Linked DNA regions of Homo sapiens: all the other regions are linked to region 1. The links are chromatin contacts, found by Hi-C or POLR2A ChIA-PET in ENCODE. All regions are on one chromosome and are shown on one strand. Each heading gives the region's core, a stretch centred on a gene start or an enhancer-like site at or near the end of the contact. The rest is flanking DNA. Distances are from core to core; before and after follow the strand shown. Region 1 holds the start of ETFRF1 (electron transfer flavoprotein regulatory factor 1). Region 2 overlaps BCAT1 (branched chain amino acid transaminase 1). Region 3 overlaps BCAT1 (branched chain amino acid transaminase 1).

Evidence for each region. A loop is a pair of places that touch in the nucleus more often than their neighbours do. ChIA-PET counts read pairs that join two places held with the same protein, here RNA polymerase II (POLR2A). Pooled maps may share reads with other maps.
Region 2: a pooled map shows a loop between it and region 1 (5-fold over the local background). The contact joins the enhancer-like site here to the promoter of ETFRF1 in region 1. A Hi-C loop is called at or near these places in 3 of 50 pooled maps. POLR2A ChIA-PET finds 5 or more read pairs at or near these places in 2 of 52 experiments (MCF 10A and OCI-LY7).
Region 3: a pooled map shows a loop between it and region 1 (5-fold over the local background). The contact joins the enhancer-like site here to the promoter of ETFRF1 in region 1. A Hi-C loop is called at or near these places in 7 of 50 pooled maps. POLR2A ChIA-PET finds 5 or more read pairs at or near these places in 2 of 52 experiments (PC-9 and activated CD4-positive, alpha-beta T cell).

Annotation. Positions count from the first base shown.
Region 1 is chr12:25,193,186-25,197,033 of GRCh38, forward strand. It overlaps ETFRF1 (electron transfer flavoprotein regulatory factor 1), which reads left to right and starts at 2,052. Exons shown (of 3, transcript NM_001001660.3): 1 at 2,052-2,152. It overlaps DNAI7 (dynein axonemal intermediate chain 7), which reads right to left and starts at 1,975. Exons shown (of 16, transcript NM_018272.5): 1 at 1,891-1,975. The coding sequence starts at 1,893. RefSeq lists an enhancer at 2,293-2,412.
Region 2 is chr12:24,812,690-24,816,537 of GRCh38, forward strand. BCAT1 (branched chain amino acid transaminase 1) reads right to left here. Exons shown (of 11, transcript NM_005504.7): 11 at 1-3,848. Among named protein-coding and RNA genes, the nearest start is that of BCAT1-AS1, 5.2 kb to the right of the region's middle. Within about 2 kb of position 1,827, at least 4 of the 41 ENCODE cell types and tissues checked have a DNase peak (open chromatin) inside an H3K27ac peak, as active enhancers do; they include OCI-LY7, where a contact is called at or near this core.
Region 3 is chr12:24,836,520-24,840,367 of GRCh38, forward strand. It overlaps BCAT1 (branched chain amino acid transaminase 1), which reads right to left. Exons shown (of 11, transcript NM_005504.7): 8 at 1-77. BCAT1-AS1 (BCAT1 antisense RNA 1) reads left to right here. Exons shown (of 4, transcript XR_007063245.1): 4 at 1-36. Among named protein-coding and RNA genes, the nearest start is that of BCAT1-AS1, 19 kb to the left of the region's middle. RefSeq lists a silencer at 3,093-3,282. Within about 2 kb of position 2,197, at least 7 of the 41 ENCODE cell types and tissues checked have a DNase peak (open chromatin) inside an H3K27ac peak, as active enhancers do.

The sequences.
Region 1 (3,848 bases), core at 802-3,301:
TCTGATCCCCAGTACTTCAGAATTTGATCTAATTGGAGACAGGGTCACTGCTGATTTTATTAGTTAAATTAAGATGAAGCCATACTGAATAGGGTGGGCCCCTAATCCAATATGATTTGTGTCCTTATATAATAATAATTTTAATATACTCAGATGGAGAATGCCATGTGAAGAATGAAGTTTTGTTGCCACAAACCAAGAAACTACTAGAAGCCAGGAAAGGTCTGAACAGATCTCTCCCTAAGGCCCTCAGAGGTATCACAGACCTGCTGACACTTTGATCTTGGACTTCTAGTCTCCAGAACTACGAGACAATAAATTTCTTTTCTTTAACCACTCAGTTTGTGGCAATTCCTTACTTGGCAGACTTAGGAAACTAATACAGTAGATTTGGAGTTGAGTGGGTTCCTGGAATCTGCATTTTTAACAAGTACTCCGGGTGCATTAGAAATAAATGTTCCATGGGCCACACTTTGAGAAACATTGGGAGAAGGATCTAAGAAGAAGAAGAAACTCAGGTAACAAATTGGAAGGTAACAAGTAAGTGCTTACTGTTCCCCCAATTTATTAGCAATTATAAATTGACTTAAGGTCCATTTGCATTCCGCCAGGAATGCTCTCCACTCCCTATTTCTTTTTTTCTCTTTTTTTTTTGAGACGGAGTCTCGCTCTGTCACCCAGGCTGGAGTGCAGTGGCACAATCTCGGCTCACTGCAACCTCCGCCTCCCAGGTTCAAGCGATTCTCTTGCTTCAGCCCCCTGAGTAGCTGGAATTACAGGTGCGCGCCAACACGCCCGGCTAATTTTTGTATTTTTAGTAGAGACTGGGTTTCACCATGTTGACCAGGCTGGTCTCGAACTCCTGACATCGTGATCTGCCCGCCTCGGCCTCCCAAAGTGCTGGGATTACAGGGGTGAGCCACCGCGCCAGGCCTCCACTCCCTATTTCTTCCCACCATATGTGGAAAACTCGTATTTATACTTTAAAACAGGTTGAAAAGCACCACTCTCCTTCCCTTGTTTCCCCTCACTGAAATTTCATCATTTCCAACTGTGTGTTACCCCATTTTAGATGCTTCAATTGTTACAGTTGTAAAGCTGTATTGTAATTAATTTGTTTAATCTGTATCCTATAAGCAGAGTTGTCGTCATGTTCTTCTTGGTATTCTTGGCTTCTAGCCCAGTGCCAAGTACAAAGAATGCACTCCACATTTTTCCCTTAATTAATGAATTAAATAAGTAATTACATTCTCCACTTCCTCTGGTTTTAATTATAGAAAATGTCTTGATGGAAACCACATTTAAGAAAATCAGAGATACTCTCATAGCTACATGTTGGCCTGTCTCCTTGCTGAAAACATGGCAGTTGAGGAGTGCAGAAAAACAAAATGAGAAGCCTTATCATATTTAACTAATGCAGGATGAGAACCTTGAATCACAAAACAATTCATATTCCCACAAAAGACGACATAAAATATTTTTTCAAAGCAGAGTAAATTGCATTAGCTTTTAATTAACTGCTGGAGAAGTACTAAAACATTTCCGCCAAGTTGCAATAAGAAAATTTAGTGGGAACGTCTATCACTACTGAAAGTTACTAGGTTGGGACCAATTTTCAAGCTTAGCAACATTCGAGATCAGGATACCGTGTGACAGCTTTGACCATCTCCCGTTTGCAGAAACTGGTTTGGGACTCCTACCTGTCCGCCTGGTCCAGGTAAGGAAAGCCATTGCTGAGAAGAGGGCCGACCCACCCCAAGGTATGAGTTATTTCCCAAACCGACCCGCTTCGCTGTAAAATATGACTGGCTCTTGATTACATTATTTAACACTGGTGAAGCAGAATCAGTGGTCGCCCCTCCACCTGTCTGCCTCATTTGCCTTGCTCACCATTAAGAGTCAAGCTCCACTGCAGTAGTCCGCAGAGTCGGAGCAGAAATTGTGTGGACAAACGCTCCCGGGTTGCCCGGACGACAGGCCCCGCCCACTTGAGCTCCAGGAAAAGAGCGCAGCCGCGCGGAGGCTCTTCCGGCCGGCGCCCCGCCCCCTTTACTGACAGGTTGCCCACCTCCCCCAACGCCACCCCGCTTCGCAGTAGACGGACAGAGGAGTCGTAGCGGTCGAGGCTTTTGCGGCTCCGGCGTGCCGGAAAGTGCGTGAGTGCCGCCGCCGGGGAGTTTTGTTCCATTTCCCGGATCCTGGGGTCTGGAGGCGAAATATGCTCTGGGCGAGGACCACCGGGTGTGGGAAGAGGGTTCTGAGCGTCTCCTGACGTTGACGGTTTATTTCCTAGAGTGTGTTGGGTCTTTCTGTGAGGGTTTCGAGAAGGAAACAGGCATGCGACTGGTTCATGCAGCGGACACCCGGTGGGAGGCCTGGGCCTCTGCGGTTTAATCCAGCAGGGGGATGGGGCTCATTCCGCAATTTAAAGAGAGAAATAAGTTGGCTCCAGAGGGTTGGTTATTTTAAGATTAATGACCTTCGGATTCTTCTTTCTGCTCTATTGTTTACTTTCTGTGCAGCGTACGCGTCCTTTTTCCTAAGAGCGCCCTAAACAAGAATTGAAAATGAAGCAATTCCTGGCTAAAATATTCCTTAACATGAAGATCGCTGAGGCCCCAAAGACTCATTAGTTTCCCGAGGTCACAGACTAATTTTACTAACCACACAACCTTTAGAATTTCAGTCTCCTCCCACATGAAGAAACGCCGGCACCTTACACCGACAGGAAAACTACAATTAAGTGAGGCTGTTCTCCTCAAGCCCGACTGAGTTCTCTGTAATTGTAGGGCATACCTACACCCTGTTTTAGCATTATGAGACCTGAAATACTTTTAAATTACTGGCACCATTTCTCATCTCTGAATTATAAGTTTATAATGCTCTATCCCTTCCAGTGTTATTGACTACATGCATTATTCATAGATAAGTAGTAGGACTAAGCTAGTCTTTGTGGGTTAAAGTGTTATTATCCCTATTGTAACCTGTAACTATTATAGGTTGTGTAATAGTTATTAGCATTTTACATCCATATCCTGGTAGCAAGATAAAAACATTTTAATAGCGACTTCGTACAGAGTTCTTACTCAGTTTACCATAGCTGTTTGATATGAAAGTTAAGGCTTCCTTTTAAATTAGTTTCAGTAAAACTAATGTTTAATGATAAAACACCTCAGTCAACTCAAGTTAGGATTCATCGGGGTAAGGAGATAGTTCAGTAATCCCAAGTTACCTTAAAATAGTGGGCTTTTAGAGGAAAGGCTTTACTGAAGCTCTCACTGTATCTACCCCATGGGGAACAATGATTAACAACTTTGGCCACCACATAACCCCCAGTAAAATGACAATTTTCCATTAGCCTGGAACTGGAACTGGTTAAGTCCTAACTCCTTAGCCTAGAATGACAGGGGGAAAAAACTATCAATGGGGACTGCAACCGCTGTCTCATCCAGCGCACACATCCAAGTTTTCAGAATAATAGGGGGCTTCTCTTAGTCCTTAACTCTTGGCTCTTTACTTAAAACAGTAACCTCCATGACTTCATGCAGAGTTCAGGAGCAGCCTCAGGGCCCTGCTGAACTCAAAATTGTTTATTCACTACATTGTGAACCCAAGGAGACCTATTTCTCTTAGTGGCTAAAGTAAACCTAAATGCTTCAAGGTCAACTGCATAAAGATAAACTGCATTGCCTGGTGTGGTGGCTCACGCCTGTAATCCCAGCATTTTGAGAGGCCAAAGTGGGTGGATCACGAGGTCTGGAGATGGAGACCATCCTGGATAACACAGTGAAACCCCGTCTCTACTAAAATAATACAAAAAATTAGCCGGGCGTGGTGATCAGCACCTG
Region 2 (3,848 bases), core at 577-3,076, 380 kb before region 1:
CCTCCTCTATCATTCCTTTCTTCTCTACCTCCACTTATTCTTCCTCTGATATCATCTTTCATTAAATTTTTCTCCAGAATCCAATAGTGAGCAACAGGAAACCTAGCCATTGTGATAGTGGATATGTAGAGAAAAGCCAGTGAAACTATATTTTAATTCATTCTTACACCACAGCCTACATCAATTCTTACCATCCCAACAGTAGATTACATAAACTGAACATCATGCAACTCAAGTTATACGTCTTGTTGATTGGGTCTATTGTAGAATGAAAAATACACTTTCAGACAGAATAAGATGACTTAAAACTTCAATACTTGTATCCAGCAGATTTGAAAGGGCACTTCAAATTTGTTCTTCTTTTTCTCCCCCATCACCCCCATTTCAATTTTTAAGACTGATTTCATGCCTTTATCATTTTGAAGCAAATATGTTTATATATGTCTGACCCCAGGAAATTATTTACCCACAAACACTACTATAACTACTATACTCTGTTGATATGTTTCATTATCAACCTCCCCAAATTAAACATCTGACAAGTCTTTTATATATGTATGCTGAAGAGAAAAAATAAATCACTTTCTTCCACCTTTGAATCTTTAAAAGGGGTTTGTGGTAATGATAAAAAATTTATCTCTTTCCACACATTTAAGACCTCATACTGTGCAAAATCATGGTTATATGAAAGTTATTTTCTGAATAGCTGGATCCATCACCTTCAAGCTAATACTTTAAACAGCATGGTTCATAATAGATATTTTCTAGAAAAATTCACTCTAGGATCATTTTCTTTGTTTATTTCCATCTAATCTGGCTTTGCTGAGAAAATCAGCAAGGATGCTGTAATCTGTGGTGTTAATTTATTAGGTGCACCATGATAACTCAACATTGTTTGAAAAGAATTCAGTCAACACATGTACTAGGTTGGTAGTAAATAGTAAAGAAAGAGAAGGTAATTCACACCAGATGAGGAATGGTGTGAACACTAACCTAAACACCAACCTTATTAAGTAGTTTTGCACTAGAAGAAAGGAAGGAATTAAAGAAGGATAAAGTTGCTTTAAAAATGAGATAAACTATTCATTGATTTCTTGATAAGAGATGTGTTCTGGCCTTCTTTGCTTATGATCTAACTATTCAGCTATCTAACTATGCTTTTATAGCTACAATCAGTTCAAGTAGTAGAATACAAACTCCATGAGGGTAATGTCTATATGCCATTGATTTCTTAAAACTAACTTCCTAATCTCTATTGTTGGTTATGTCAACATTTATCAAATGAACTATTAATAGAGTCTTCATCATCTTTGCCAAGTAATAGGTAATGCTCATTGAAAAGCTGGTACCCTTTGCCTCCTTTTGTGGGGAGATATCTGGAAAATAGCTGAACAAACTCTACATGTGGCGAAACAAAGTGACAGTTGTTATAAAATGTCTACTAAAATTACCTGCTAGCATTACTACGTATAACTGAAGTTTTTGCATATCCGCATAAGAAGAAATCCACATTACAAGGAAAAGTACTTTGATAATTTTAGAGTCAAGACATGAAATAAGGGATTTCTCTAACCCTTAACTCTTCTGCCGGCTTACTTGGTACCTCTGATGAATATTTATTGCTCTAAATGTTTTAGAAACTATCACTCTTTGAAAGTGAACAAACAATGTTTTCTGCTGAAAATTCATCTTTCCCAATCATAAGGGGAAACCAAATATGCAACTTGAAAAAAAAAAAGGAAACAGAATATAGTGACTGAGCACTGAGTGGGATTGAAGAAAATAAATGAGCTTATTTTGGCAGCTGCTTTCATAGCACAATTCCCCAAAAGCAGAACTGAAACTGTAGCTTTAATAAAAAGCTCCAACAATTCTTTTGACTAAGATATACTCATTAATTGCCTCCAAGTGTTCAAGACTGCTTGGATTTGAGGCAAGCAAGACCACTTGCTTAGGTAAATTTTATGAAGCAACAAAACTAATATGGTGAAGAATTTTAACCCAAGGTGTAACTTAGGTTTCCCATGTCTTCAAGAGAGCTGACATTGCATGTTACCATCTAGCTGATGTTACGCTCTGCTTTCTTGCTACTGCCTGCCTCTGCCTCTGTTTGTTTTTTTTTTTTTTTTTTGTCTTACATTTTTTCTTACAGCAATCTTTTGAGAAAAGAATAGAGAATGTTTACCAGGTAGAAAAAACCTGATTCCTTAACAAGACTTCTCAGTCACTTGTTTCTCTTTCCCTTTCACTTTTCCTTTGTGCTTTTGAAAACAAAGGCTAAAGCAGGTGTTATAAATTTATTCATTCCTGTGCTAGAGAGCATGGAACACATCTCTGAAGTCAACTCTTCTTTTGGTGTATCACGAGTTGAATCCTTAATAAATGACTGCCACAAAGAAAATTTCTAACAGCAAATCTTTTTAGGAACTGCTCAGGTTTTGCCTTTGTCTTGACACTTCATTTTAAAATCTTGGTTTCTACTGATGTGTTTTCAAAAAAGCTGACAAGCTCGGTCTGAAATGTAGAAACTGAAAAAAGTGAAAGGAAGAGAACATGCAATATAAGTTAATCATTATCATTTTAAGTGCCACCAGTTCTGTTTATATTAATGCACTTGTGAATTGCTGAATCTCATTTGATCAACCCAATTAAACATTAAATAATTGCAGCCAATTATGCAAATATCAGCAACAATATTAATTTGTTGATCTTTTTGAGCAGATTAGCTTCACATGTTCCTAATGCTAGACCATCTTATGCCTTAAACGATCAATTAGTGTGACAATAACTAAGTCTTGAAGAATGGATAATTGCCTAGTTATAATGTGGCACTCTTGCTGTATTAATCCACTGCAATTAAACAAATAGTGCACAAGGAAAAAAGATGTGCAGATGTTCCTGTTAAATCTATTTAACAAGAAAGCGTCAAGGTCAATTTCCTGTCTTATTACTTAAATGACAATGGTGGATTGTGTTCTCCTTATCAGGAGACCTCCAGTTTTTAAACATCTATCCTTAGTTTTCACTGGGTCTGATGAAAAGGGCTTAAAAATGCTCTTGAGGTTTTATGAAAGAAATGATACAAACATAATGTTCTCTAACTTTCACAATGGACAAGTCTCGCCACAATAAATTTGGAGATGCAAAGTATAAAATGTGTTGATGGCAAATAAATAATTCTCATTTCTCATAGGAATAGAAATTTAGTTACTATGTACCACTAGACAGTTTAAATTACCTGCAACTTTTTCCTAGACTACTATATGAAGAATGAGGTCAAAGGAGTTAGCCAAGGCGAAAGCACACCCTTAGAATGTTGCTCGGGGTACACAGTGCGCAGGCGACAGTCAAGAGCACCTCAGGCCTGAAAAGAACAGCTTCTCCCAAGATTTCAGATCACCAATTAAAAGCCCCCTAAAAGATATTTTTATCATTCCTTTTCATCTTATATTTCTCAATTTTCATTTTACTATCCCTGTCTATAAAAGACCCTATGGCTAAAAGTTTTGGAAAAGAATCAAAGCCCATTTTCTATGTGTTGCTAAATGCCTCAAGGAAATTTTTCCAATGCATCAAACTTTTAGAATCCTTTTTATTTTCCTTCTCTGAAAAGAGAATAAAATATGTTCAGCAAGAAGGAAGTTATGAGGACTGAGGGAAACCAAAATACAATGTCTGAGAGTTGACCTTCCAAGGAAAAATGTTTTCTGTCAAGATTTGACTTTCCTTAGATAAACCACAAAGGATACAATTTTAACTCACAGCTCCTAAACAAGGAAAATATCACCCATAGTAGCTCTCCCTGCATCCTAACCACTTGCTCATCAAATCTCCATTCAAAGAAAAGA
Region 3 (3,848 bases), core at 947-3,446, 360 kb before region 1:
TGCCAGGTCCAGAATGCACCGCCTTGTCACTCCTGGAAGAATGATGCCATCTAGTGGAGGAGTTGCCAGTTCTTCTTCTGTCAATCAGAAATTGGGACATTTTCAAACTTTCACTACATTAGGCATGCCTTATTATCAATAGCCATTTTTTTAAAAAACCATCACAATTTTGCTAGCAACAAACATAAAGAAAATTTTACTGTTCTGCATGATCAAATTTCCCAAATCAGTTCACACTTCAGGTAGACCCTTATTTAAAAAAAGAAGAAAGAAGGAAGGAAGGAAAGAAGGAAGGAAGGAAAGAAGGAAGGAAGGAAGGAGAGAGAGAGAAAGAAAGGAAGGAAGGAAGGAAAGAGAAAGAGAAAGAAAGAAAGAAAGAAAAGAAAGAGAGAAAGAAAGAAAGAAAGAAAGAAAGAAAGAAAGAAAGAAAGAAAGAAAAGAGAAAGAAAGAAAGAGAGAGAGGGAGGGAGGGAGGAAGGAACGAAGGAAGGAAGAAAGAAAAAAGAAAGAAAGAAAGAAAAAAGAAAAGAAAAGAAAGAGAGAAGGAAAGAAAGAGAGAGGGAGGGAGGGAGGGAGAAAGGAAGGAAGAAAGAGAAGGAAGGGAGGAAGGGGGGAGGGAAGGAAGGAAAGTTATCTAATCATCTTCAGTTTACCCTTAACCAGTAAAATAATGAGATGGTTTTCCACCAACAAACAGTAAGAGTTATTGCATGGTCTTAAGAGGAATATTCTGAAGTGAAAATTTACCTTAGCAGATGAAAGGTGGTTACTAATTAGAATAATGTAGATAGGGTCTTACTCAGAAAAACTGGTCATTACCAAACCTTCTAAGAATGCTATGGAGGAGGCTATCCCCAAGAAGTGTGCGTGCCTACTCAGGCTGGTCACTGCTTCCACGCTGCCCTTGGAAAGTCTAATTTTTTTTTTTTTTTTTTTTTTTTAGGTTACCCAGGCTGGAGTGCAGTGGCACCATCTCAGCTCACTGCACCCTCTGCCTCCCAGGGTCAAGTGATTCTCCTGCCTCAGCCTCCTGAGTAGCTGGGATTACAGGTACGCGCCACCACGCCTGGCTAATTTTTGTATTTTTAGTAGAGACGGGGTTTCACCATGTTGGTCAGGCTGGTCTCGAACTCCTGAGCTCAGATGATCTGCCCACTTCGGCCTCCCAAAGTGCTGAGATTACAGATGTGAGCCACCGCACCCAGCCTAAGAGTCTATCTTTAGTGATTTTCAAACCTGGTGGAGCATCAGCAACAAGTATGGAGATGCTGCCTTTGCTCTCTGAGATTCAAATGTAATGGGCTTATCAGAGTGAGCTCAAGCACGTGTACGGTTAAAAAAGAAGACATTCAAGAAACAAAACTCCAAAGCTGAGCTACTGCTCTACTGTGAGATGACTGCAGACATCCCTAACTACTGTGAGGTCTAGTAGGACAATTGTTCACAGGCATCATGCATGATCCATCAGCTGCACAAGCTCTCCTTACAGTACCCTCTGGCACTCAGCATCTCCCTTTCCTCCCCACTTCTGACACCCAGGAGTCTGAATCTAGTGAGTCCTGACACTGAGGCCACCACCCTCTCCCTCAATACATGGTGGTTCTAGGCTCGCCCACTCCACTGGGGTTACATCAGACATGCCCAACAATCAAGCTCTATCTGGAATACCAAACTCTATCTTCATCCTTCTATCCTCAAAACTGGGCATTGTGCCTAGCCCAGAGTGTATATAATAAATGTTTTTGAGTAAAAAATAAACGAATAAGTTATCTTTGCTAGGATACAGCAGTATGGCTTTTTTGAATTTTGTTTCTGAAAATCATCTGCTGAAAATTGCTTTCTGGAAAGGAGAAAATTTGTTCTTGGCAATGTTCTTAGGGCTACTCTTTGTCATGTTTAGAAGTGTTGATGATCTCAAAATAAACATGTGTTTTGCAATAGCTAGCCAACTAGATACATAAATGTATGGATCTATTTGTGTGTGTATATATATGTACACACACACACACACTTCCAGTGCCCCCAAACCGGACCTTTCCTAAAGCTTGCTGAGCCCTGAGACTACATGAAGTTAAATGAAAACAGCAGCCCCGCATGTGCAAGTGCTGTTTTGTGAAACATGTTTAACACCCAGAACTGTAACCACTAGCCTGAGGTCAAGGAACAGAACATCTGCTTCTCTGGTTGCCAGACAGAGATGATGACATGACAACATTTGGGTGAGAAATATTCATTTTCCTCTGCAACCACAAACATACTTACAAGAGCCAGAAATCACTCCAGATTGCCCAACATGAGGAAAACAGAACCTACAAATGCAGCTTGTTTTTGACAAAGAAGTCATTTTTAGGAGATGAGGAATTTAGAAGCAATAACAGCAGGATTCATCTGTGACTTCCCAAAGTCAAACACTAATGGAAACCAGGAATGTAGGTCTGCATAAGTGCCCTAAACACCATCAGCACAATTAGCCATTTATTCTACAAATACATATTGAGTGCTGTTTACCGTTTTAAGCTCTATGAATACAGCAGTGAACAAAACTGACATATCTCCCTGCTTACTTTCTAATAGACACAGGTAAACATTTATTGTGTTGATAGTATGTTAGACTACACAGGGGGAAACAAAGAAGGAAAAGCAATGGAGAATGCTGGAATGCTGAGGAGAAATGGGAAATGGAGTTTATGATTTTGATTAAGAGCTCAAGGAAAGCCAGACTGAGAATGGGATTTGTAAGCAAAGATTTGGAGGATGTCAAAGAGCAAGCGGTACAGACATCTGAGGAAGAGTGCTCCAAGTCGAGTCCGTATACACGCCTGACGTGTCCGAGAAGACTCATGATGTGGCCTGAGCAATACCGAGATTCACTGCTGTGGTTGTTTTCCCAAAGTGACTGTGAACTCAACCACAAGGCCTGGGTCTTATTTTTCAGGGTATCTCCAGGGTCCAGGATATGATACAATGCTTTGTTCAAATGGTGAATAGCAAGCGTATGGGTTAAATTACTCATCAACAGAGTGATGATGTGTGATCTTGCCACCATGGGTGCTGTTACTGAAATCAAAACTCCCATGAGTTACAAGCTGAGTGCCACACATAGTGACTGTGCACAGCACTGTGCTTTGAACACACACTATCCACCACCCCATCCACCTTCCTGCACCAGCCATCTCAACCAACAGGAGCAGTGTGTGTGGGCGCTCATGAAAAGACGGCAGGCTATTACCGAAAGAACTCTGTTTATACCTCCTATCGGTAACGTTTGTGAAAATCAGTATTGTGCTGATTTTCAACTCGTTTGTTCATTGTATTTTCTTAAAATCATATGATATAAATCAAAGTTACTTCAGAATTGCATGTCTTTTTTTTTAGCCCAAAGGTTTTTCCTAACATTCTATTTACTTCAAATATATATTCTATTTCCTTTCTCCTTATTCTGAATTTTATTTGTTCTGTTAGATGAACATCCCCAAAGTGAAGGAGTATATTAAAACTAAAGTTATCCCAGGCAACCATAATCTGAATAGTAACTAACAGTCTTAAGGTCTTGTATATTTTGCAAGAGGCAGAAGACAAACTCACTCATTTCTATTCTGACCTTTAAAAGCCATGGTGGAAATGTTTCATGATTATTGTTTGGATAAAGAACAATTTTCCACCAGGACAGTTTCTGGTGTTTCTGGTTAAATCATGTAGCTCTGATTCAGAGTGTACTTAAATTCTGACATCTCCCATCCATAAAAATAATGATGGTACCACCTCTGAATGATGTAACTGTTTTTGTTTTGAGCTGTGTGGTTTTTTGGTGGAGTTTGGGGTGGGGGTAAGAGTGGGCAGATGGGAAG